Linked DNA regions of Homo sapiens: region 1 is linked to region 2. A link is a contact called in ENCODE Hi-C or POLR2A ChIA-PET data. All regions are on one chromosome and are shown on one strand. Each heading gives the region's core, a stretch centred on a gene start or an enhancer-like site at or near the end of the contact. The rest is flanking DNA. Distances are from core to core; before and after follow the strand shown.

The links. Hi-C counts contacts between places; a loop is a spot of excess contacts on that map. ChIA-PET counts read pairs that join two places held with the same protein, here RNA polymerase II (POLR2A).
Region 1: a loop to region 2 is called in a map of Caco-2, with 4 times the contacts of the local background. The contact joins two enhancer-like sites. A Hi-C loop is called at or near these places in 1 of 168 maps with a recorded cell type or tissue (Caco-2). POLR2A ChIA-PET finds 5 or more read pairs at or near these places in 4 of 52 experiments (H1, HepG2, Panc1 and 1 more).

The regions. Positions count from the first base shown.
Region 1 is chr2:16,112,205-16,119,132 of GRCh38, reverse strand. No RefSeq gene overlaps it. Among named protein-coding and RNA genes, the nearest start is that of GACAT3, 65 kb to the right of the region's middle. Within about 2 kb of position 4,017, at least 2 of the 41 ENCODE cell types and tissues checked have a DNase peak (open chromatin) inside an H3K27ac peak, as active enhancers do.
Region 2 is chr2:16,069,222-16,076,755 of GRCh38, reverse strand. It overlaps GACAT3 (gastric cancer associated transcript 3), which reads right to left. Exons shown (of 4, transcript NR_126559.1): 2 at 3,314-3,452. Among named protein-coding and RNA genes, the nearest start is that of GACAT3, 23 kb to the right of the region's middle. Within about 2 kb of position 6,140, at least 4 of the 41 ENCODE cell types and tissues checked have a DNase peak (open chromatin) inside an H3K27ac peak, as active enhancers do.

The sequences.
Region 1 (6,928 bases), core at 2,768-5,267, 44 kb before region 2:
TAACTATAGACTGATGGATTTAGAATTTTCACAATAAAGGATTCCTAAAGAAATTGTAGAAAGAACAGACAGAGGTCTAAAAAAATATTATCTCATCTATCCTCCTTAGTCCACAGTTAGGTAAACTGAGTCCCAGAGAACCCAAGTTCCTTCCCATCGTGCTCCTCAAATGGAAGGGGAACTAAAAGTTTGCAGGTTCAAATTGAGGTCACTGTTTTTTGTTTTGTTTTAGTTTTTGAAACAGAATCTTGCTCTGTCACTCAGGCTGGAACTCAGTGGTGGGAACACAGCTCACTGCAGCCTTAATATCCTGAGCTCAAGCGACATTCCTGCCTCAGCCTCCTGAGTACCTGGGACCACAGGCACACCACCATACCTGACTAACTTTTTTATTTTTTTGTAGAGACGGGGTCTCACTATGTTGCCCAGGCTTGAGGGCACTTTCATCAGGCTCACCCAAGGGAGATTCTCTGTTGCTCATTTCTCAGTTTAATTGTTACCAAAAACCCCACAGTAGTATGACAGTAGCTTTTCAACTGTCACTACTAAACTGCTCTATTTTCTTAACATATGTTCTAGCTTGGGTTTCTAAACACTTATTCGAAGGTTATAAATCCTGATACATACCTGTAGAAGGTGGGCAATCACTCTCTGCGGAAAAAACACAAAATTCAGCTTTAACTTTCACAGGGAAAGTTGGCCTTGCCCAGCACGATGTTCCAGTAATTGAGTAGCTGTCATCTGCTAAAAACAAATGTTCTTTCAACTAAATTTCTGGTATGCCAGCCTCAATATGACACTGCAACTTCACTTCTTTGTAGATTTGCTAATACTTGGTATATTTTCCATGGCAATATGAGGTAATTTAGTCACTGCTAAACTTGATATCACTAATTTATCAACACTCTCCTTTACCAAATGATTGCTGGTGCTTCATGTCTCCATCTTAGAAGCATAGAGGTTGGTACAGAACATTTTCCACCATGTGTTGTGTAATGATGTCTGGGTATATTTATATATACATATATTATTTACTTAAGTATAACAAAGTTATCTTGGGCCAGGCGCGGTGGCTTGCGCCTGTAATCCCAGCACTTTGGGAGGCCCAGGCAGGCAGATTACTTGAGGTCAGGAGTTTGAGACCAGCCTGGCCAGCATGGTGAAACTCTGTGTCTACTAAAAATACAAATTAGCCAGGTGTGGTAGCGTATGTCTGTAATCCCAGCTACTTGGAAGGCTGAGCCAGGAGAATCGCTTGAACCCAGGAGTCAGAGGTTGCAGTGAGCCTAGATCGTACCACTGCACTCCAGCCTATAAGACAGAGTGAGACTCTTGTCTCAAAAAAAAAAAAAAAAAAAAAAAAAGTTACTTGGATGCTGGACAGTAACAAAAGCCTGTAGTTCTAGCCAGAGTCCCAGAGTACCAAAGTGATTTGGCCTCATCCTATGTAAAGTTAACACCCAATGAAACCCCATTTACACTAGACTGTAACTGACCTACATGAAATATTAGGACTGGGAGGAAGGTTGGCAATCAAGTATCACAACCGCCATGAAGTGTACCTCGTCACCATGAGACTAGGTTAGATGCTATCCCTGGGATTCTAAAGATCTGTTACAGCATCTGTCATGGAGGAGAGAAGGAAGCATGAGCTTTAGAGTTAGCGTAATCCATATTCAGATCCAGTTTAGACCATTTACTAACTTTGTGACCAAAGTCTAGTTATAGAACCTCAATTTCCAATTTCCTTACATGTGAAGTGAGAGTAGCAACAGCCTTGAAGGGGTGTTGCAAAGACGAAACTGTATGCAAAGGGCCTGCTGGAGTGGCTGCCACTTATTAGCTGCATGGCCCATTATAATGATTACTTTATTATTGCGAAGACAGACAACGTGTGTACGCATCTGTCACGGGGGGGGGGGGCTCGAAAAATGGCTCTTCATGAACCACATCCTGCTGTAGTCACCTCCCACTGTAGACCTTCCACATTCAATGTGGATTGCCTCTGTGAATTGTTTCAGCCAACAAAATGTGCCAAAGTAGGGGCAGGGGAAGGTGGGTGAGAAGGGTTAATAGGTACAAAAATATAGTTAGAATGAATAGGATCTAGTATTTGCTAGCACAACAGGGTGACTACAGTCAACAATAATGTATTGTATTGTATTGTATTGTATTGTATTGTATTGTATTGTATTGTATTGTATTGTATTATATTGTATTGTATTGTATTTATTTAGAGATGCTAAAGAGTATAACCTTGGACTTGCTGAGAAGGACACAGGGGCTGATGATTACGAGAGGGCTGCCTTTAGAAGACTGCTTCTAGAACCTGAATAGATTGTCTACCAAATCCCTGCCCCTACCCTGTCTACACTGACTTATTCGTTTTCAAACCTCTGCCTCCACAGGTTCTCTATTGAATGAAGAGTAACCACACCCATTTCAGCATTCCCAATCAGGAATCTGGACATTTGTCCAGACCTTTTTCTCCTTCAGCCCCTACATCCAGTTAGAAACCATCCCACCATCATCTTCCCTATCATCTCTATCAATTCTTGAGTGTTTCCTTTGTGAAAAACAACTGTATGAGATGGGGCTCATTTTTATTATCATGCCTGTTTTACAGAGGAGCAGGCTAAAGCAGAGACTCGCTCAAGGTCAGAGACTTGCCCGAGGTTAGAGCTAAGATGGCAAGAGGGTGGGATGAGTTCTAAGCACCGCCCCATATTGCCTCCTTATAGTGATATTCCTAAAATATCCCTTGACAGTGTCCCCCACCCCCCATCTCTACTTCCTCTTCCACTGGTGGGTTATCCCAACCCTTTGTCTACTCCTTAACTGAATCCCCTCCTTGCAAAATTTCTCCACACAGCCTCCAGGGTGAGCTTTCTAAAATGTCAGTCTAACCAGCTGCTTCTGTGAATGGCTCCCCCAGGTTTGCAGAGTGAATTCCAAAGAACAGCCAGCATGCAATCTGTCCATCATCCTGCCCCTGCTGTCACACCTGCAAATAATCCTGAGTTCCAGTGGTGCAGAACGGCTTGGAGTTCCCCAAATACACCAGCTCTCATGTCTCTTCTTGTCTCTGTCTTCTCTCATCCTATCCCCACTGCCACCATTGCTCCCCTCACCACCAAGGACACTGACCAGGCTTCCTCCAGCTTCCCCTCCAAGACTTGGCTGGCCCCGTGTCTCCATCTTTGGAAAACATTTCTAGGCCTTCCAATCTTTCTGTTCCACCGCTTAAAGTGCAGGCCTATTCTAATACACATCACAACATAGTATGCTTGTGTATTTATAGAACTCTAAGTGTGGGTGCTCCCTGGCCCTATCTCTGCCTGCTACCACAACGTCTGACATTTAGTAGGTACTCAGCACTATTTAATCGATGGATGGATGCTGTTTTCTTTTGCTGAAAGAGAATTAACCTCTCACCCACCCCAGCCCCCATCAGACTACATTTTTTTCTCAATCCTGCAAATTAGAGGATATTATTGCTTCTATCAGTGATAGTTTCAGAAATGTAAAGATTAATACGACGAGCAGCAAATGTTTCATCCTTAAGGTGCCACAGGAATAACATTTGCTAATTTGTATTTGCATTTGAAATTGAAACACAAATTGGCACAAGAACTATTACACATCCCGGCTAATTAATGTTCTAAAAATGAATTATGCAAATCAGCCTCAACAGGCCTCAGAAGCTCTTTCCATGTATAATAAATGACTTGGATGTGAACCTTGTTTAAGGGCTGGTTCTGACAAGGGTTGTGTAGTGGAAAGGGCACAGGCTTTGGAGTCAGACTCGGCACAATCTCCCTGGGCCTCAGTTTCTTTATCTATGAACTGGAAATGAGAATGCCTGCTTAACAGGGTTTCAGAGAGAACCAAAGAAATAACCATTACAGAATTCCTGGCTTAAAGTAGCTGCTTTGCAATATTTGTTTCCTTTGACCTTTGGATCCTTCAGGGCGTCCTGCCTCCTCCGGCACCGCCCCTTCCCCTCCTCCTTGACTAACAGCAGTCTTGCCTCAAACATCCAACCATGCCCTCCGTAGCCCTAACACTGTGTGTGTTTTCTTTTAGTGCACCAGGAGTCCACTGAACTCTGTGATCATCTAGCTTGGCCAGAGCATTTCTTAGGCCTTGGGAAGGGAATGTCAGAGCAGCTGGAGGGGGGCCTAGCGACTGCTTGGGTGGTAGAGCCGGCAGCAGTGGGGTTCTGGGCAGCCGTCTGTGTGGTCTGCACAGGGCTCTGATAACCCATCATCCAGGCCGGTAGCATCTCATGGCTCAGCTGGGCCTCAACCAGCGCCACAAGCCCATCTGCACAGCACAAAGTCATAGCATACACCAGGGCCACATGGCTCAGAAAGGACTTGGGACCTGAGCCCACCACGGGCAGGTCTGATGATGACCAGGATGATGAGAAACAGCACACGCAGACCCCTCAAGGAGTCCAGCAAGGATAGAGCTGAGTTTCAACTCACCCCTCACTCTTGTTTCCAACAGGGTCAAAGAAAGCTCCATCGATTCCTGCCTGACAATAATGACTATTACTATGAAGCAAATATTATTAACATCAATCACAGAGGAGGACCCTGGGGCAGAGGAGAGACCACTGAGCGTGCTTGTGGCAGCGTTGGAACCCGGTCCAGTGACTTTAATGATGGTGTTGTCTCCACAGGTGCCCGGGCCACATCGCCCCAGAGTCCAATTTCAGTCCTGTCTATCTCACTACCGCGACACCCCACACAAGGCCTGGCAACCAATGGGTCCTGAGCAAATGTCTCCAGCTGTCACCAGCACTGCAGAGGAGCCTCCGAACGATGAATGCCAGCATTTTCCCACGTCCCCTGAATGGGCCCAGCAAAGCCTTGTCCTGTGCCAGCGTCACTGCCCACCCTCTTTACTCCCACAGCTGCAGGCCGAAAGCTACAGGGGAACATTTAATTTCACAACTGTGCAAACTGCTGCAATACCGACCTGTGGTTGCCAACTTCGGGGATCCCTGAGCAGCTTCTCCACCTGTCTCTGGACAGCTCCCTCCCATTCCTCAAAGATAAGTCTAAGCCTGTACCCCAAGCCCTCACAGCTCAACTCTCACCCCACTCTCACAGATGTCCTTGCCTCCTATGACATCAGGAAGAATGGGTAACCAGACGAGGCCCTTCTTCAACTCCCTCCTGAGGGTCCCTGTGTGCTGCCTAACTCTTCTACCTGTGCCCTGGTCTTCCTCTCTTCCTGCCGCCCCTGGAATATTCACCATCACACACACACACACACACACACAGACAGGGACACACATAGACACAGACACACATAGACACACAGACACTCACATAAGACACATAGAGACACACAAACACACACACACACTCATAGACACACAGACACACATACACACACAGATACAGACACACACACACAGAGACACACACAGACACAAACATATAGACACACACAGACAGGAACACACATAGACATACACACACAGACACACACAGAGACACACACACAGACACAGATACACACTCTCATAGACATACACAGACAGACACACACACAGACACACACAGAGACACAGATACATACAGACACACACAAAGACACATCTACAGACACAAACACACAGACACACACAGACAGGAACACATATAGACACAGATACACACACAGACACACACACATAGATACACACAGGCACACACATAGACTCAGACACACACAGTGACACCCACAGACACAGATACACATACACACAGATATACACACAGATATACACACAGATGCACACATACACACAGACGCACACAAAGACATACAGAGACACACACACAGGCACAGAGGCACACAGTCATAGACATACACACAGACACAGACACACACAGACATACACGCAGACACACACACACTCAGATACAGACACACAGACACATACACATAGAGGCAGAAACATATATAGACACACACAGAGAGTCAGACACACAGACACATAGATATACATTCACAGACACAGAGACACACAGACACACTCACAGAGAGATACATAGACACACACACTCAGACACACACACAATATCCTCACAGACACATAGACACACACAGACACATAGACACACACATACACTCAAAAACACATACGTAGTCACAGGCATACACACAGACACAGATTCAGACACACAAACACAGACACAAACACAGAGACAGACACACTCTTAGACACACAAAACACAGACACATATACACACACACAGAGACACACAAACACACTCACAGACACAGACACACACACGGAGACATGGAGAGAGACACACAGGCATATACACATACCAACACAGAGAGAGAGACAGACACATCCACACGGAGACACATGCGCACACACCGTACCTTTAACTGCTTCCTCTCTTCCAGCCCTGCTCCTCCAGGATGCAGTGGGCTCAGATCTCCTCCATCCTGAAAGATTCTTTCCTTGACCACATCTCTATTGTCTAATGTATCTCTCTCATTTTTCAACAGGCAAAAAAGAGTAGTCTACATTCTAACTTGGGTTCCACAGATCCCAAGTTGATGATGTTCTTAGTGTTCCAACGAACTTACACTCACTCATCAGACCCAGTGAGATGGTTTCAGTCCTCATCTCACGGCACCCCTCCACCGTGTCTGGCTCTGTTGACCACATTATCTTGAAGCTCTTTTCTTAGAGTTCTTGAAGTCAAACCCCCTGGGATTGCTTCCTTCTCAGTGAGCAGTCCCTCTGTCCATCCCTCAAACAGAACTGTCTCCTCAGCCCTGTTCTGGACCAATGTCTTCTTGCCCTAAAAGCTCACTCTTGGTTATTCCATTAACAATTTAGATGGGTGACTCTGTCTGACCTTCTTCTGCCATTGTGACTTGAAGCAGGCTAGAAGAGAATTCTCTCACTTTC
Region 2 (7,534 bases), core at 4,891-7,390:
AGCAAACAGTTGTGGACTGACTGATAAAACTACATGACGACAACTCAGCAACAACCCACCTACCTGGAGGACTGTACCATAGTCTGAAATCTGCAAAGATGTTGAGGGGAAAGTGCCATTATTCTGAAACGCACATTTTTTTTTTTTTTTTTTTGAGATGGGGTTTCACTCTTGTTGTCCAGGCTGGAGTACAGTGGTGCGATCTCGGCTCACTGAAACCTCTGCCTCCCAGGTTCAAGCAATTATCCTGCCTCAGCCTCCTGAGTAGCTGGGATTACAGGCACCTACTTTTATGCCTGGCTAATTTTTGTATTTTTAGTAGAGATGGGGTTTCACTATGTTGGCCACGCTGGTCTCGGACTCCTGACCTCAGGTGATCTGCCTGCCTTGGCCTCCCAAAGTGCTGGGATTACAGGCATGAGCCACTGTGCCCAGCCCTGAAATGGAATTTTTGACGTAAATAAAATGTTTTAAAAAATAAATTAGGCCTGGCACGGTGGCTTACGCCTGTAATCCCAGCACTCTGGGAGGCCGAGGCGGGTGGATCACGAGGTCAGGAGATCAAGACCATCCTGGCTAACACGGTGAAAACCTGTGTCTACTAAAAATACAAAAAAATTAGCCAGGCATGGTGGTGGGCACCTGTAGTCCCAGCTACTTGGGAGGCTGAGGCAGGAGAATGGTGTGAACCCGAGTGGCAGAGCTTGCAGTGGGCCGAGATCACACCACTGCACTCCAGCCTGGGTGACAGAGGGAGACTCCGTCTCAAAAGAAAAAAAAACAAAACAAACAAATAAAAAATAAATTAGAGCTTGGGATTTTTTGTGTGTGTTGTTTTGTCTTTGTTTGTTTTGTTTTGCCTTAAGCTCCTGAGTGACTTTACTCTGATGATGGGCAAATCCTACTAACTAACCAGACTTATTTGTAAAGTTTCTGCAAATAGACCACAGCATGTCCCATTCCTGTGTCCCACAAGGAATGCCGTTGGTGGGATGGGGCAGGACTGCCCTTCAAAGTCAGTATTACGTTTTATATGAAAAAATATTCAACATCATTAATCATCAGAGAAATGAAAATCAAAACCATCTCACACCAGTCAGAATGGCTATAATTGAAGAATCAAAAAATAGCAGATGCTGGAGAGGCTGCGGAGAAAAGGCCACGCATTCTTTGTGGGAATGTAAATTAGTGTAGCCACTGTGGAAAGCAGTCTGACGATTTCTCAAATAACTTAAAACAGCTACCATTTAACCCAGCAATCCCATTACTGGATATATTCTCAAAGGAATATAGATCATTCTACCAAAAAGACATATGCTTTCATATGTTCATCACAGCACAAGTTCCAATAGCAAAGACATGGAATCAACCTAGGTACCCATCAACAATGGATTGGATGCAGAAAATGTGGTCTATATACACCATGGAATACTACACAGTCACAAAAAAAGAATAAAATCATGTCCTTTGTAGCAACACGGATGCAGCTGAAAGTCATAATCCTGAGAGAATTAACACAGGAAAAAAAACCATATACCGTACGTTCTCACTTATAAGTGGGAGCTAAACATTGGGTACTCATGGACATAAAGATGGCAACAATCAACACTGGGCACTACTAGAGAAGGGAGGGGGCAAAGGCTGAAAAATTACCTATTGGGCACTGTGCTCACTACCTGGGTGCTGGGGCCATTTGTACCCCCAACCTCAGCATCATACAATATACCCATGTAACGAACCTGCATATGTAACCTCTGGATATAAAATAAAAGTTAATTTTTTTTTAAGAAGTCAGTATTACGTTTTGCTTTGTTTTGTTTTGTTTTTTGAGACGGAGTCTCGCTGTGGCCCAGGCTGGAGTGCGGTGGTGTGCTCTCCGCTCACTGCAGGCTCCGCCCCCCGGGGTTCACTCCACTCTCCTGCCTCAACCTCCTGAGTAGCTGGGACTACAGGCGCCCGCCACCTCGCCCGGCTAATTTTTTGTATTTTTAGTAGAGACAGGGTTTCACCATGTTAGCCAGGATGGTCTCGATCTCCTGACCTCGTGATCCGCCCGCCTCGGCCTCCCAAAGTGCTGGGATTACAGGCGTGAGCCACCGCGCCCGGCCGTCAATATTATGTTTTAAAGACTGGTAACGTGAGAAATCTGGAATCAGGGTAAGGGTCCCAAACTTTGGAGCACAGCACACTTCCCTGCCTGAGTGGTTTTATGTAAGTAAGTTTATTCGTTTAATCCTCACAAGAGCCCCCGTGGCGGATAAGGAGTCTGGGGCATGAGGACTCAGTCACTGGCCCCAGATTGGACAACAATCGGCAGCAGAGCCAGCCTCACTCCTGGCAGTCTGGTGACAGGGTAAAGCCCCGACCATCCCTCGACCCTACCTTCCACCTGAGGTTGGTGTTGCACTTCTCATGGTGATGGGCAGGTTCTCACAGGCTCCTCACAGCACGCCATGCGGGTGGCAGACAAGGAGAGGACCCTTCTGCCCGTCTGCTCATCTTGCAGGTGGGAAGTCTGAGCCATGGGTTGTTCTGAGCAGCATCCTGAGCTTCTCTCCTGTCTCTACCTCCACACCCCGAAGGTAGGCGCTCTTAGCAAGAGACAAGTCAATCCATTTGTCCATTTGATTTAGGAAATGCCCACTGTGCTCCAGGGCAGGTCAGGTCCTCAGCTGGACACCCAGAGGACCACAGAAGGGACAAGACCAGGCCAGCCTTGCGGAACGTACTAGGCCTGTGTGTGGTGGGGCAGAGAGACACATGCCTGTCCTCATAGGGGAAAGTACAAGTGCAGAGTGAATCCCAGGAGGGCAAGATCATCACCCTCTGGGGTTATCAGAGAGACTTCCTGGAGGGTAATGTACCTGCCAACTTCCTGAACCAAGTCTGACAGTCCCATGTGTGTCCCTCACCCAGTGGCCAACAAAAGAATGGTTTAGGCTTCCTCAGCTATCGAAGGAGGCCATTCACCAGGCTCCCTGGCTTGGGCTTGACGTTGGCTCCCATTCCCAGTTCATCCCAGAGTCTACACAGAGTGTCTACCCAGCAGCTCCATCCCTTTTCCAGCCCTGTGATCTGCCTTGGACCTTTCTGAACTAGGCTCACTCAATTTGACCTTCAGGATGATGTAGGGCCCCCTGGAATTCAGCATCTTCCCTCCCAGCCTCTTCGGGTGCCCATCCTGCCCAGCCCTCCTCGCTGGCCCCAGCAAGAGACAGATTTGAAAAGTCAGAACTGAAGAGAAGGACATTTAGGACATGCCCCAGAGAGTCCTGGCCTTCCTTCTCCTCCGGGAAGTAGACGACCTACTCACCCATCTTCAAAATCCTCATCATCTCATCCTTGAGGCTATTTTCCACAATGAACGTTGGAGATCACGTTTGTCATGAGTTGATGGTTTCTAGGGTGATTTTTCCCTTGAGAAAATCTTGACTTCCTTACACAGGAGCTGGCTGTGTGTGGTGCAAAGGGAAGAGAGAGATGCATTGCTAAAGAGTAGAACAGATATCTTTGACGCAGAAAATGAATCCCTGGCCTGTGCAGGAAAATGAGAAAAGACAGGGAAATGGAAACCTTCCTCCCAAATATCCCAGGACCCCCGAGTATCTGCTAGCAGCCAAGCAGCCATGCGGCCTGTGTCTCCACTGAGCTCTAGGAGAGACCCTCAGGGCTGCTCTAGGGGAGAGATTCCAGCCAAGCTGCCAATAGTAGCATTAGTGTCAGCCCTCCCAGCTTTCTCCTCTTTTGTGCAGGTAAAGGAATCACCCGTCATCTCTACTACCCTTCACTGAACCCTTTTCTTCCTTATCATGCCACCCTAGGGGCTTAAAATCTCTGCCATAAGAGTCAGAACCCCCTTCTGCGTGTCTCAGAGCCCCTCCCCATTGCCTGTTCCAGCCTGCTGTCCTTTGGCTCAAACCTTTGTGCCCACTGACCTCTGCTGTGCTCATCAGCTTCCAGCACCTGCCTTACACTTGCTCTGTCTCTATTGCTTTTTTGTACCCATTTAGCTGATTGACTGGCCTCTGCCCTTCCTCCAGGACAGGATGGCTTAGCTTTGCGAAGCCTCTGCGGGGAAGGAGCCCACATGAGCCAGATGCACACCTGCCTGGGCAGTGCGTCCTGCCTCTGATGGGCCAGGCCTTCACTCTGCCAGGGCCCTGATCTTAGCTGTGACCAGCCACCCCACAACCTACACCATTGTAGACACATAGTGGCCAGCGTGGACTGCAGCAGCTGCTTAGCAGTTGTCTGGGCCCATTAGACTCCTCCCTCTATCTGAGGCTCTCCAGACTTGGGTCCAGGGCCTGACAGTCTAACCACAGTCATCTGTTCTGCATGTAGCAGAACAACCACCTTCTAGAAATGTAAAAATATCTTTACCTTCCATTTATTGGACTATTTTCTTGTCTCCAACTACAACAAGGAAAGGAGCCAAAGAGGACCACTCGAGTGACATCCCTGGTGTATACACTGGAAAAGCGATAATAAGCAGAGCGTGGACCACTCCGGATCTCACTGTCGATGGCCCTCTCCCAGCCCTGCACTCCCACAGAAGTTGGGTAAACCTCTGTCAAACACCCATCAGACGTTAATGTCACATTAATTTTGCACATGATGGTCTCTCCTTCTAGAATTTAAGTTTTTTAAGGGTAGGGAATGTATCTTCACCCATTCTTGTATTCCTTCAGGCATTCATGTTATCAGTCAACAGCATTTACTGAGCACCTGCTTTATGCCCAGGCCCTGCCCTAGACCCCGGGATGCAAAGATAAATAAGATATAGCCCAGGCTCATGCCTGTCATCCCAGCACTTTGGGAGGCTGAGGCGGGTGGATCGAAAGGTCAAGAGATCGAGACCATCCTGGACAATATGGTGAAACCCGTCTCTACTAACAATACAAAAATTAGCTGGGCGTGGTGGTGCGCACCTGTAGTCCCAGCTACTCGGGCGGCTGAGGCAGGAGAATCACTTGAAGCCAGGAGGCGGAGGTTGCAGTGAACCAAGATCGCGCCACCACACTCCAGCGTGGCGACAGATAAATAATATACTGTCCCTGTCCTTGAGGCTCCCAGTCCAGTGATTGGTAAATAGATGTTTATGACTCAGCATGACAAATTCAATAATAGAAAAATGCAGAGGACAATGTGAGTTAAAAGGAAGAAGCATTTTCCCCATTTCAAGAGGTCAAAAAACACATCACAGAGAAGGAGGTTTCTAAACTGGGCTTTGAAGGATGACTAGGAGTTCTTTGGGCCAGAAAGACATTGCAGAAGTGAACACGTACCAACATCATTGATAAAACCTCAGCAATTGTTGTGGTTCCTGGCACATAGAAAATTCTCAGGAAAAGTTGCTGAGTTGTACTAAGTGAGAATATCGTGACTGACGGAAACCCAGTCCAAGGACTGGGGAAAGAGGGCCCCATCCTAGCTCCTCTGCCTCAAACCTGGAGACACATTGAAGTCATTTGGAAAGTGTGAGAAAACACTGATGTTCCAGTGTCACTCCCCACCGCCCCCACCCCAGAGATCCTCATATAATTGGCCGGAGAGGCTGCCTGGTCTTTGAGACTCTTAAAAGCTCCCCAGGTGATTCCAATAGGCTGCCTTGTTTGAGAACCACTGATGTAGACCAGTGCTTCTCAAACTTAATGTGCAAATAGATGCAGGCAATCTTGTTAAAATGCAGATTCTGACACAGCAAGATGGGCCTGAGAATCTTCATTTCTAACTAGCCCCTGGTAACACCGCTGCTGCTGGTCCTGGGACCACCATTTGAGTAGCGAGGCTCTCTGAGGCTTAATGCCCAAAGGCAATTCAGCTGGCCTCAGCAATGTGCCTGCATGCAGCGGTGATATTCCAAATCCGAAGGGAAGGGTACATGTGGGGGCACCAAGTGCCCAGAATGGATGTAGCGGCCACAGGTCTGAAGGCTCTGCTGCCCCTGGTGTGAGTTAACTTAGTTGTGGGTGGGGAAGATGTTAGGGGGAGGGCTGGGCAGTCAAGGCCACAGGGGGTGCCTGGGAGAGGTGGGGACAGCAGCCTGTTTACCCACCTCCCTGTTGTAAGAGCTGACATCGAATACCGGTGTCTACCAGCTGGCTGTCCCCCCACCCACGGCCTGCACCCAAGGCCGAGGAACAGCCAAGAAGGCCTGGCGAGCAGCATCCTACGGAGAGGACAGCGAGGAGGCCGCCTTGGCAGGAGCTGCCTGCTGGATAAACATTGTTCTGTTTTTTTCTTTTTTCTCTTCAAACAAGCCCTTCTCAGCACTGGCCACATCATCCTAAACAAGGCCTCTCAGTGCTGTTGACACAAAGGCAGAGACGGTGTCATTCCAGCCCAGAGATAAAACTCGGATCCTCCCACAATGGTGGGCACTTCGTCTCGGGAAGAACACCAGTGAATCAGGAAATTCAGCAAGCTGGGTCTAAGCCCTGCCCTCAGGCTAGGCTCAGGTTTTTTGTTGGTTTGGGTGGATTTCTTCCTCCCCAAAGCTCTGCTTGTTTCATGTGCCTGGTCAGCAGATATGTCAGCCCCAGACAATGGCCTCTTTCTGCAGACAATGGTCAGCATGAGGAATGTCGCAGGAGGGCAGGGCTTGGGGAGGGACAATCCCGCTTTCAGAAGTCAGTGGCCGAGTGGGTGCTGCAGGGAGGGTCCTGCTGTCACCAGGGCAGCCTCCTCAAAGGCACCATTTATAGGACCTGCAGCCCCAGAAAAGTGGAAGCTTTGGGCAGCAGCAGAATCAGAGAGCAGCTCCCTCGCCCGCTGCTCCCGGCAGACTCGCCCTGCCTGCTTTATCGGCCTCCCGAGGCTCCTGCAACCACAATTCCTACCATGCAGACTTTGTTTAATGAAAAAACAAATAGTTACCCCCAAATTAGACCGAGGCCTGCTGTTCCCTCAGCCGCGCCTCCTGCAGTACCCAGCCTGTGCCTCATTGGCCGGCTCTCCAGAAAAGAAAGGGCTCATTCATCCCCAAAGGTGGAAACTCGCCTTCTCCCAGGGAAATTGTGTAACCGTTTTGTAGTGGAACCGACTACAGGCCTCAAGGTCTTTTGCAAAAAGAAAAACAGATAAGGGGGCGGTGGCGGGAGCCAATGCTGGCTGTCTTAGATTTGCTCATTGCAGAATGATTTTCTGACAGAGATCATAGGCCCACAAGTCACATCAGCTGGTCCCTGGATTTCAAGGATCCTCACTGTGATTGGAAAATTAAGTGATAGCCATGCATGCATGCATTTATTCATTCATTCCTCCAGCACAATGTATGGCACATAATAGATGCTTAGTAAACATGTGTTGAATGAATGAAATGTTTTGTAATATCTGATTCTATCTCTCCATGCTCAGAAAACCTTCAACAGCTCCCTATTGCCTATATTATCAATTTAATCTTTCTTAGCATAGCTTACCACTTGTAACTGGACCCTCAAATACCTCTCCAACCCTACAACCTCCACATGCTCCCAATCCCACCCCTCCAACACGCACATATGCTGCCTACTGTTTCTTGAACCAAACCATT